Linked DNA regions of Homo sapiens: region 2 is linked to region 1. A link is a contact called in ENCODE Hi-C data. All regions are on one chromosome and are shown on one strand. Each heading gives the region's core, a stretch centred on a gene start or an enhancer-like site at or near the end of the contact. The rest is flanking DNA. Distances are from core to core; before and after follow the strand shown. Region 1 holds the start of TAPBPL (TAP binding protein like). Region 2 overlaps VWF (von Willebrand factor).

Evidence for each region. Hi-C counts contacts between places; a loop is a spot of excess contacts on that map. Pooled maps may share reads with other maps.
Region 2: a map of HAP-1 shows a loop between it and region 1 (2.3-fold over the local background). The contact joins the enhancer-like site here to the promoter of TAPBPL in region 1. A Hi-C loop is called at or near these places in 8 of 168 maps with a recorded cell type or tissue (HAP-1, HCT116, IMR-90 and 5 more) and 7 of 50 pooled maps.

Annotation. Positions count from the first base shown.
Region 1 is chr12:6,450,792-6,454,782 of GRCh38, reverse strand. TAPBPL (TAP binding protein like) reads right to left here and starts at 2,741. Exons shown (of 7, transcript NM_018009.5): 1 at 2,471-2,741; 2 at 1,486-1,716; 3 at 1,067-1,336. The coding sequence starts at 2,534. It overlaps CD27 (CD27 molecule), which reads right to left. Exons shown (of 6, transcript NM_001242.5): 5 at 3,769-3,888; 6 at 3,070-3,515. The coding sequence ends at 3,391. CD27-AS1 (CD27 antisense RNA 1) reads left to right here and starts at 3,266. Exons shown (of 6, transcript NR_015382.2): 1 at 3,266-3,991. RefSeq lists enhancers at 2,442-3,041, 3,472-3,631, 3,722-3,931.
Region 2 is chr12:6,058,984-6,066,824 of GRCh38, reverse strand. VWF (von Willebrand factor) reads left to right here. Exons shown (of 52, transcript NM_000552.5): 11 at 1,552-1,688; 12 at 2,441-2,579; 13 at 3,771-3,871. Among named protein-coding and RNA genes, the nearest start is that of SNORA120, 23 kb to the right of the region's middle. RefSeq lists an enhancer at 7,709-7,841. Within about 2 kb of position 3,489, at least 5 of the 41 ENCODE cell types and tissues checked have a DNase peak (open chromatin) inside an H3K27ac peak, as active enhancers do.

The DNA.
Region 1 (3,991 bases), core at 1,492-3,991:
TGGAGAGGGCAAGTACTGGGTTTACTAATAAGATCATGAACAAATGATGCATCCCTGAGCTTTACCCCTGAAGCACCAGAGCAGCCTAGCATTTCACTGGGAGAAAACCGGGTTTTGGCTCGATAAGACTACAGTGGACAGCACCCATGTACAGAATAGCATCATGTGTCTTATTTCCTCATGGCAGCCCAGTGAGATGAGAACGATCTCCATTTTGGAAATAACACAGGTTGTCTGTGTGCCTGGGGACGTTCAGGTAGGGGCTGCGAAGCATTCTCTTGTGGACTCAGGGTTTTTGTTGTTGTTGTTGTTTTTGAGACGGTGTCTCACTCAGCTGCCCAGGCTGGAGTGCAGTGGCGCAATCTCGGCTCACTGCAACCACCGTCTCTCAGGTTCAAGTGATTCTCCCGTCTCAGTCTCCTGAGTAGCTGGGATTACAGGCACCTGCCATCATGCCCGGCTAATTTCTGTATTTTAGTAGAGAGGGGGTTTCACCATGTTGGCCAGGCTGGTCTTGAACTCCTGACCTCAGGTGATCCACCTGCCTTGGCCTCCCAAAGTGCTGGGATTACAGGCATGGGCCTTCGCACCTGGCCTGACTCAGGGGTTTTTAGGAAGAAAGGACCAAGGCCTAGGGGTGCCCTGAGGTGACCAGTGTGGATGGAGGTGGATTTGTTCCCTTTCTTCTTCTGTGCCCCATATCTTACCACTTTAGAAAAGCAAAACTTTCTGTGACTTGCTTTTCTTTTCTTTTCTTTTTTTTTTTTGAGATGGAGTTTCGCTCTTGTTGCCCAGGCTGAAGTGCCATGGTGTGATCTCGGCTCACCGCAACCTCTGCCTTCCGGGTTCAAGCGATTCTCCTGCCTCAGCCTCCCTCGTAGCTGGGATTACAGGCACCCGCCACCATGCCCGGCTAATTTTGGTATTAGTAGAGACGGGGTTTCACCGTGTTGACCAGGCTGATCTCAAACTCCTGACCTCAGGTGATCCACCGACCTCGGTATCCCAAAATTCTGGAATTACAGGCGTGAGCCACCACACCTGGCCTTGCTTTTCATTTTCTTACCTGCAGTTCGCACAGTCCCCTGGGGGCTCAGTGGCAAGTTCAGCGTCGGGTGCCAGAGCGCCTCATTCTTGGTGACCCTGGGAGTCTTCATCACCAAGGAGATGCTAGGTCCCCCTCCAGAGACCTGCATGTTGGCCATGAACCAAGCTGCTGTCTTAACAGTGGTCTCTGTCATCTGGAGAAAGTAGCGGGAGATCTCACAGGTCACCTCCTTCCCACTGCAGTCAGCATGGAGCAAGGCCTCGGCCTGGGGAATCTGGACCAGGTCCACTGGGGAGAAGCAGGGCACACACAGAGGGCAAATTAGCGTGAGAACACCAGGGCCAACGGGAGGCAGTATGTGTGGCTGTAATCGGGACCTGGGCTGTCCTGGTGGAGGGAGCCCGGGAGGACCAAGGACACAGGTGGAAGGCTTTTACCTGAGGCCTCAAAGATAATAGGTGGGTCATCTTGGGCCAGTGTGCCCCCTTGGAAATCGGTGAAGTCCTCCAGGGAGCCATCGTCCAGCACTGGCACCTGCTTCAGCACAAGGGAGGCCCTTGCCCTGTCCTCACTGCTGGCGAGAGCTCCACGGTGCGCACCGTCCTTCGCCAGGAAGCAGTCTAGGACCACGTCCACTGCCCGCCACTGCCCCTCTGCTGGGTGGGGCTCTGCAGACAAAGGCTGGGGTGAGCACCGCCTTCCCCAGAAAGCTACTCCACACTTGCTTCCTGCCCCCGCCCTCAAGCTGTGGAGTCATCAAAGGGTAAAAGTTGCCATCCAAGATCCTAGCTGTTTCTGTGTCCCTCTATTCTCCCGTCATCCCCAAACCAGCTTTCTGGAGAGCACCTGCTAGTCCAGGCAAATACTTCTTGGTGAGAGTTAAAGTCCTGGATTTGCCTTGCTCAGAGGAGTTTATGCTTGCATTTCCAACTGTTGAATAAAAGACTATCTTTTCAGTCAAAGGAATTCTCAGAAAACAAGCAAGTGCCACCGCAGAGAGAGGAGACTGGACAGTTACTGTTGCTGGGGCACTGACAGCCTGCACTGCTTTCTCCCATTTCGGGTAGCCTTCCCCTCCCCCGCCTTCAAGGTCACCTTCCAAGTGATTTCCTCACCTGGGGAGTCCTTTCCTCTTCTGAAGTGTCAGCTCCCAGGCCAGTGCCCTCTCTGTAGGACAGTGGCTCCTGACCACAGCCACAGAGGCAGCCCCTCTTTAGCATTTTCCCTGTGGAGTCCCCACCCTCCCTCCACACACACTATTGGTTCCTTCCTTTGCCAGCCGCTGAGCCTTTCCCCTGTTGGGCTTAGAAGGCGATGGGGTCATCCCCGGCCCCTTTGCTCTTCTGGAATCTCGGGGAGGGTGGCACCCTGGGGCTTCAGTAGCTCTTCTCCCAGCCAGCTCTCCCCGACTCCCAGACTCACTGGTTTCTGCTGCTCCAGATAGAGCCAGGCAGAGCAGCAGGCACCAGCCCTCCTGTGTGCCCATGGAGGCTGCTCTCGAGTTCCCTCCTTGCCCACCGCCCTTCTCCACAGTCCTACGCTGCTTGCGAGGCCCGGCGGAAGAAGGGGGCTCTCCAAGCACACCTGGCAGCCTGCAGCCTTTAGGTTTCTTCCCTGTTCCCTCTGCTGCCGACTTTTCTTTCACTTTCACTTAGAGCAAGATGGCAGCCCGCGTCCCTGTGTGAAGCCGTCTGCAGCAGCTGCCAGAGCCCTGCTTGCTGTTTCCTTTCTCACCACCCACCTCACCCGGAAATCCCCTGGTGATTTCAAGACCTGACCTCTGCACCCTTTTGCTCCCCACCTGTCCCAAAAAAGTGGAGCTATAACTGTGGGAAAAGGGGATCTGAAGTCAGACACAGGATCCACAGTAGCCTGGGGACCTTTCTCACCCCCGCCCTTAAGCAGGCCCCAACATAACCGGCTGAGAAACCTCCTCTGCCAGATCCTGACCTGAGCCAGGAGGCGGCCAGGAAACTGGATTTTGGGACTGGGATTTCAGAGAGGAAGCTGGAGAGCTGCAGGGTGGTCATCTGTCACTTTATTTTGCCCGTCTTGTAGCATGTGGGTCTTTCGCAGCAGGAAGTGTGTTTTACAACCAGAGCCCCCGCCCTCCTGCAGCGCAGGCGCAGCTGGCTGGGCTCCTGCTTCCCACTCTCCACCTCATCCATATTTGTCCTCGTCCCTGCCAGTCTCGAAAAGGCACTCTGTCACGTGTACACAGGAAAGGGCCCTGACAAGAGGATGGGACTGCAGTTGTGGCTGCCAGGTCTCACTCTCCCTTGGATGGTCGGCGGGGTGGGGGTGGAGGCCAGGGCTGTAGTGCAGCTCCCGCAGGTGCTGGCTCAGGGGGAGCAGGCAGGCTCCGGTTTTCGGTAATCCTCCTGGATGGGGATGGTGCTGCCCTCCTCCTCCCTGGGGCAGCTGTAATGACAAGGCTCTGCAGGCTCCACAGGACTTTCTCCTTTGTCTGCAGAAGGAGATCCGATGAGTCTTGGCCAGCAGTGGGGGCAGGGGGAGACGGGAGAAGGAGATGGGTAGAGGCGGGTGCGCTTGGGGGAGGGGTGTCAGGAGCACGCCAGCTAAGGGGAGAGAAGGGGTAGGACCAAGGCTGGTGAAGTGGAGCTGGTGGGTTTCAGTGAGATTCCAGGCGTGGGCAGTGGGGTTGAGCCAGTGGGGTGTGGTGCAGGGGCAGGACCGGAGGCCTGTGTTCTGTCTCTTACTTGATCTATATTTCCTTCGTTGATGGAGGAACAGGGCCCCGGCCAGGGTGAAAACAAGGAACATTCCAGAGAAGATCACAAGGATGCGAATAAAATCGGAGCTGCACAGGGATCTTTGGGCTGTAATAGGAGGGGACACACAGGGGTTAGGGGAGGGTCTAGCCCTTGGCTCCCTCAGCCCAGCCCTCCTGTCACCTTGCCTCTCCCCTTTCCCCCACCTTAT
Region 2 (7,841 bases), core at 2,240-4,739, 390 kb after region 1:
GTCAGGGCACATGCGAGCATGAAGTGCCAGACAGTGAGGGCCTGTGGAGCTTGTCCTTGACAAGCTAGAATCTCTCTGTGCCTTTTGGGGACCCCTTGGCTGTGTGACAGGGCTAGCATTAGCCCCTGGAGCTGGGCCCACATAGGATGGTCTGTAGGACCCTCTTACATTTGTCTTTCCAACGTTGGTCTAGCATCTGTTCCCCAAAGGGGGAACTTCAGGTGGAGGCTGAGGTAGCGCTGTAGACAGCCAAGCTTCCGCTGTTTGGAGGGTCTCAGGGGAAGCCCTGTGCACTCTATGTGTCCTCATCTTTGCTTTGATCCTTAGAGAAAGGAACTCACACATGCACCGTAGAGTGACTGGGTGGGAAAAGTCTTCCTCCTTCACCAAATGGCAATGGTGTCTCTCTCTATATATATTTCTTTTTCTGTAGAGTAGATAGCAAAGATGAGAGCAGGTGGAGGAAATATATAGGGCAGGTTGGGAAGGGATCCAGATGCCCTTTTCAGCTTTGATGGGTCCATGTTTGGCCCTGAAGATGGGATTGCCTCAAGCCAGGCAGGTTGATGGAGAATCACTGGAGACATTGGCAGAGGCCTCCCCCTGCCAGGACACCTTCCAGGATGTGTGATCTCAGTTTGGAGGTGCATTGGGCCACAAGTATGGGGCCTAGGCTGGGGCGTGGGGGAGATGGTGTGGGAATTAGGGTGGGGACAAGCTGAGGGCTTTGGGTTGCAGGGTGATGAAGGGGAGTCCTAGTCCCCACCCACAGATGTGTCAGCCTGGGCTGGGAAGCTGGCGCTGCCGAGGTCAGCACTGCCTGGGTGGTGGTGAGATCATGGGCAGATGGCCTCCTGGTTCCCCATTGGCCCTGGCTGGAGTCACAGCGTGGGCTTGCCCCTCTGAGGACGCAGAAAGCAATGGCCTTAGAGTTGCCCCTCTGCTGGTGAGGAGGATGGAGTCCCCATTTTCACTGCTGAGCTCCAAGACTGTCCTGCCTCACCCTCCCACCTCATCCTGCCTCTGGGCTGCCTACTCTGCCCCCTGGCCTCCAGGGACTCTCCAGGGGTGACACTGTTTCCCAGAGCCTCTCCACACTCAGGTTCAGAGAACCCTGTGCTATTGGGCAGCCTCCCCCTGGCCAGGCATTCCGCTGGCACCAGTCTGAGGCTGGTGTGGCCCTGATGCCAGCAGGTAGCGTGGGACATGGCAGTGAGCTGTGAGGGAGGAGGGGAGGCTGCAGGGAGCCTGGAAGCAGGAGCGTGGGTTCCTGCGTGGTTCCACCACTGACTGAGTGTGGCTCTGTCACCTTCCTTAGTTGCCCCATCTGTAAAATGAGGCCTTGACCTGAATGACCCAGCTCTGACATCTTGCAGTTTTAGGAGCAGGAACCGAATTTTCTCGTAGAACTTGTTTTTAGACTGGTTTGGGCAAAGGACGTCCATGCAGTTTTGGGGAAGGGCACCCTGCTTGCATATGCATTCCACCTTGGCCACCCCAGGGGAAGTGCCCTCACCTCCCATTCTTCTCCCTTCCTCTGTGTCTCTCCAGGGGAGTGCCTTGTCACAGGTCAATCACACTTCAAGAGCTTTGACAACAGATACTTCACCTTCAGTGGGATCTGCCAGTACCTGCTGGCCCGGGATTGCCAGGACCACTCCTTCTCCATTGTCATTGAGACTGTCCAGGTGAGCTTTGCCAGCCCGGCTGCTGGTCGGGTGGTAGCCCAAGGTGCTGCATAGCTGCTAGGCTGAATGGGCAGTCCCTGGAAGGCGTGGGGCATTGCTTTCTGTGCATGAGGGAGGTCTCTTCCAGACTTCAGTTAGCTCCTCATTCATCCAGAAACCCAGCCCATCCCCTCTCTCCCTAGATGCTGGCGGAAGGCATCCTGCCCTGACAATAATGCCTCCTCAGGGCTGGCTCAGCTCCCCACCCAGTGGACGCATCCTGCTTGGGTCTAGCCTGTTGCCCCCATAACTAACCCTCTGATGTTTGGAGCTGGGGATGGCTGGGGTGGGGGCAAAGAGGGCTGGTCTTCTCTTCTGAACTCTGTGGTACATGTGTGGCTTCCTTTCTGTAGGGATGGAAGCAAAGATGAGGACGAAGAGAATGCACAGGGCTTTCCTTGAGGATCAAAGTCTTTGATTCTCTTTGGAACAGTAGGTCCAAGGAACACGATGAAGCAGAGGCCCATGGTTCTTTATAAGAGACTGGGCCAGGCTGGGAGAAGGCGTGTGCAAGGATGCACTTAGCAAGCCTTCTTGCTGCACAACTCTAGGGGGCCCCATTCACATGGAGTATTCTGGGAGAATGGAGTTGTAGGTTATGAGAAGGCCAGAGGCTCTCGGGTTGAGGCCTTTCTCTGATTAAGAGGGTCCTGGGCTGGGGAGCTGGATAGGCAGGGGGTGCAGCAAAGTCACCCTGTGTTCCCTCTTGGCAGTGTGCTGATGACCGCGACGCTGTGTGCACCCGCTCCGTCACCGTCCGGCTGCCTGGCCTGCACAACAGCCTTGTGAAACTGAAGCATGGGGCAGGAGTTGCCATGGATGGCCAGGACGTCCAGCTCCCCCTCCTGAAAGGTATGCTTCGTCCTGCTCCATCAGGCCTGGGGCTGGCACAGCCCATCCCTTAGCACCCTCCTTCTCAACCCTGGCCACTGTCCTTAAGGACCTGCATGCCTCTTCCATGGGAATGTGATGGAGAGTTATTTTTGGAGGGCAGGGTGGGGTGCTTGGCATGCATCCCTCCAAGAAAGGAAGGCTTCCTGGAGGAGGAAGACTAGAGAAGGAAGCCTATAGATGAAGAGGTTGCTCTAGACCTGGGACAGAGTGTAGATGGGAAAAGGGAACCGAGAGGATTTTTATTTGGCTTGAACCAAAGGGGCGAGTTGAGTCTTGGGCAGGTGGTTCTGGTTTGCTCTGGGGTGGGACAGGGGCAGAGGCTGATGCTGAGAGATCGGGGGTGGCTGGTGATGTCACACCAGAGGATGCCACTTGGGGCGAGGCCAGGTGACCCTCTGGCCTGTCTAGAGGTAGCAAAAAACCTACCTGTCCAGTATCTTCACCTGGGTTGCACTGTGCCGGTCAAAGCAAACCTGCTTTTGCATGGTAAAGCTCCCAAACTTCACACTCAAAGTGGCTCTCAGACTCTTCCTTCTTCTCCACAACTGCTGGCCACTTTGTCGCCCATTATCCTAGCATTGCACACAGCGGATGAACTTGGGCTAGTGGGTACCCAGCACGTCCATGGGTGTTATGCTGTGTGTCTCCTTATAAGATATGTTTGTTCCCCCAGGGCAAGGGGTGTGCTCCTATCTGTCGCCACCTTCCCACAGAAGCAACAATTGCTGTATTCAGTGTCGTACACAGCATCGCTCAGACATGAGGTGGTGTGCAGTGGCAGAGTGTCCCAGGCACATTCAGATGTCGTGGTGTCAATGCTAAAGAGATCCCCCTCTGCTCCAGGGCACCTGCCTACAGCCCAGGATGCAGGAGCCTCTGCCTCCCTCCTGTGGCAGTAGGGGGAATGGCAGGTCATAGCGGGGGGTGCAGAGGCTTCTTCCTGGGGGACCCTATTTGCGCTCTGTCCACCTTGATCACCCTTCCTCCTGACACCCCCTTAAACCTCATGGCCACCCCATCTGCCCCTAAGTCATTGCTCTTCAGTGCTACCATCCTTTTGAGACACCCCATTTCCTCCCAAATACATCTGCCTGCCACCACCCTGTCCTCTCCCCACCTCTGCCTGAGTCCTGTCCTGCTGGGTTCCAGGTGACCTCCGCATCCAGCATACAGTGACGGCCTCCGTGCGCCTCAGCTACGGGGAGGACCTGCAGATGGACTGGGATGGCCGCGGGAGGCTGCTGGTGAAGGTAGGTGCCCTCACGGGGTACTGGCTCCCTGCGGCCCGACCCTTACAAAGTACCCCTTGTGCTCTGGGTAGAATGGCTTTGTGTGGTGGGAGAAGAATTCCTTTCTCCTCATGGCCTACACCCCCAGAGCGAGAAACAGGCCTCTCTTGTTTATGAGGCTGGTGTTTGTTTTCTGGATGCCCCTTCTTGGCCCTGGGGATTCTTCCTGCTGGGCTCTGCTATCCCAAGGGCCTCTAGACTGGGGTGGGCTCTTGTGGGGCTGGGGAAGGAGCAGGTTTGCTGTCCAATCTCCCGGCTGAAACAAGGCCCGGGAGCAGGGGTGTCTCCCTGGGTGCCCACTGTGGGCAGTAAGGGAAGAGCCAGATTGGCACTCTCAGCTAAGAGAAAGCCTGCCCGGGAAAGGTTGCTCAGGAAACCACCAGATTCTTCCCCTGGACACTGGGACTCTGCATGTGTGGGCCACTTCCTCTTGTTCTTGGTGGTCCTGGAATCACACTGGATAGCAATCCATACTTTTCACTGTTTCTCTGGAAATGACCCTGGCAGGTGGACAGTGCAAATATTACTGCCATTTTATAAATGAGGCAACCAGGGCACAGGAAGTGGAGGGATGGTGCAGCACTCCAGAACTTCCAGGGCTAGGATAGACTCCTCTGATCAGAGGACTGATCCCACTCTGACCCCCACCAACCGTGTCATGGCAGAGCGAGGATTAGTTCTCTGCCTCATGCCTTTCCCATCAGAACAAAAAGTGGTTCTCGCTTTTTGGTCTTGAATGCCTTTACACTCTTAAAAATTATTGAGGACCTCAAGATCTTGTAGGAGGATTATATTTATTGGTATTTATCAGATTGAAAATTAAATTAGAGACATTTAAAATATGTATTTATTAACTCATTCAAAAATTATAATAATAAACCCACTACACATTAATATAAACATCACTGTTTTGGGGAAAAGTAACTGTTTGCCAGAACAAAAATAAGCAACAAGAATAATACCACTGCTGCACATTTCTGCAAATTTCTTTAATGGCTGGCTTAATAGGAGACAGCTGGGTTCTCATATCTACTGCTGCATTCAATCTTTTGCAATATTGCATGTCATGTGGCCTCTGGAAAATTCCACTCTATACTTGTAAGAGAATGAGGAGGGAAAAGGCAAATAGCGTCTTCATAGTATTATGAAAGTAGTTTTGGTCTCGCAGACCCCTTGAAAGTCTCAGGGACCCCTATGGGTCTCAAGACCACACTTTGAGAACCACTGCGCTAGATTATGCCTGGGATCCCTGGAGAGCCTCCTCCTGCCTCCTGGGGTCCTGTATTCCACAGGGTCCTTGCTATAATCCTGGGTGGCAGGGGCAGGGTGGCAGGTTTCACCCAGGAGATCCTGGCGTCCTCCATCCTCGTGTGGCTATGTTCTTTCTCCTGTCTTAGAGCTCCTGAGGGAATTTCAAACTAACTCCTTTTTTTTTTTTTTTTTCCTTTTATGAAAATAAACCTGCAACCACAGACCATAAAGCAGGAAGGTCTGGGAGATCCTCTTGTCAACCTCCCTTTTCCAGTAGGAAATAAAGAGCCATTATTTCTGGAGCAGGAGTAACTTGCCCTAGGCCTCATGGTCGTTTAGTTACCGGGCAAGGACCAGAACTCGGGTCTCCTGGTTCCTGACCAGTCTTGCCTCCTGCACCCCGGTCTTCAAGGGGGTGCTTCACGTTAGCCAGTTCACTTTCTTTTTGTTTGTTTTGTTTTTTGAGAGAGGGTCTCACTCTGTTGCCCAGGCTGGAGGGCAGTGGCACGATCTTGGCTCACCACAACCTCCGCCTTCCAGGCTGAAGCGATTCTCCTGCCTCAACCTCCCGAGTAGCTGAGATTACAGGTGCCCACCATCATGCCCAGCTAATTTTTGTATTTTTAATAGAGATGGGGTTTCACCATGTTGGCCAGGCTGGTCTTGAACTCCTGACCTCAAATGATCCACCCTCCTCAGCCTCCCAAAGTGCTGGGATTACGGGCATGAGCCACCACGCCCGGCCAGCCAGTCCACTTTCTCAGCATCTTCCCACCTCACAGAGAGGGTGCTCTCCACCCATGCACTTTCTCCCCTTGATCAGCAGGGCCGTAACTTCTCATCCTGGGCAGCTGCCCTTCCTCCCCTCAGGTTTCTTTGGTCTTTGTCTCTCCCCTGAGGAGAAGAGAAGCCAACTTCTTTCTGTGGGAGGGGATGTAGGGTTATCTTTGGGGTGGGTTTGTGTCAGTTTAGCTAACAAGAAGACGTTTCCTTGGCCAAGGTTCAGGACAGGGTCAGATGACCCCATGGCCTATAGAACTGTCTTTTTATATATATTTTTCTTTTTTCTTTTTCTTTACACAGATTCCTGGGGCTCATGGAAAGGGACTATCTTGTGGGTTTTATTATGAAGCAGGAAAGGGGGTGTTTGAGTTGGGGCAGGAGGTGGGGAGCCTCAGAATACTGACACCAGGGCTTTTGGGGATGGAAGTGTGGAGGCGAGAGCTGGAGGGAGGCCAGCTGGGGCAGAGGCGGTGCAAGAGGAGGTGCAGCTAGGGGCCCCCCGGTCTCCTTCCCCTGGGTGTGTTATGTACGCTTTGTCCCCGTGGGGCTGGCGGTCCAGGCAGCAAGGCTCCAGCCAGCAGAAATCACATCCTCTGTGTGCTGCTTCCCTGCCCTGCTGGCTGCCCTGCAGGGCCCAGCTCTGCCTTAGGCATAGCAGTGTGGAAAAGATCCTTGCACAGGCTTCATTTAGTCAGAACTGTCACTGACCAGAGGTTTATTTCAAATAGTGAGTGTCGCTAAGTGACACTAAGAGAGTCTCTAAGTGTCGCCCCCACTCTCCTAACCCTGGCCGAGCTGACCTCCGAGACAAGCCAAGGGGATGGGAGAAGACCTGGTTTTAGAGTGGGACATGGGAGTGATGGCTGGCTTGGTGGGGGTGAATGAAAACGCCTTTGGGGAGCATCAAACTCTGAGAAAGGAGAGAGAAAAGATGCTGAGAGGCGGGAAGGGAGTGGAGGTGCACCACCAGTTATGCCGCCTTGCCCAGGGTGCCCTGACTGCGGGCATTGCATTCCAGCACATCAGGAGGAGAACCTAGTCATTCACTTACTTATTCATTCATTTGTTCAACGATTCATTCATTCAACAAACACTTACTGAGTGTCTGCTGGCACTGCTGTGGACTGAATGTCTGTGTCCTCCCCAAATTTATATGTTGAAATCCTAACCCCCAAGGTGATGGTGTTACGAGGTGGGGCCTTTGGGAGATGATGAAGAATGAGATTTGTGCCCTTTTAAAAGACCTCAGAGAGCTTGCTAGCCCCTTCCACCATGTGAGGACACAGCTAGAAGGCACCATCTATGAACCGGAAAGCAGGGTCCTCACCAGACACCAAATCTGCTGATGCCTTCATCTTGGACTTCCCAGATTCCAGAACTGTGGGCAATCAATATCAGTTGTCTATAAGCCACGCAGTCTGTGGTATTTTGTTATAGCAGCCTGGAAGGGCTAAGACAGGCACCATTCTGGATGCTGAGATTACAGCAGTGAGACAAAACAGACAAAAATCCTTGCCTCATTTAGCTTAAGTTCTAATGGAGAGAGACAGACAATAAACAAAGCAAACAAGTAAATTATATTATAGATCGGAAAGTGATAGATCCTGGGGGAAATAAAGCAGAGAAAGGGGCAGGATGTGCCAGGATTGGGGGGATTTAAATTTTAAATAAGGAGGTGGGAGAAGGCCTAATGTGACAACATTTGGTATTTGTCAAGCAAACAAGGAAACATTACTCTGTCCCCTTTCTTAACAGTGTTTACTTGGGTTCGATTTCTATGGGCCTGGGACCTTCTACTGGATTGTTAACCCTGCATTTTGTTAGGTTGGAGCTGGAAGCTGAAAAGGGGCTCTAAGAGCTGACCCTAGCCCCTGAGGGATTCAGAACGCAGGGAGGT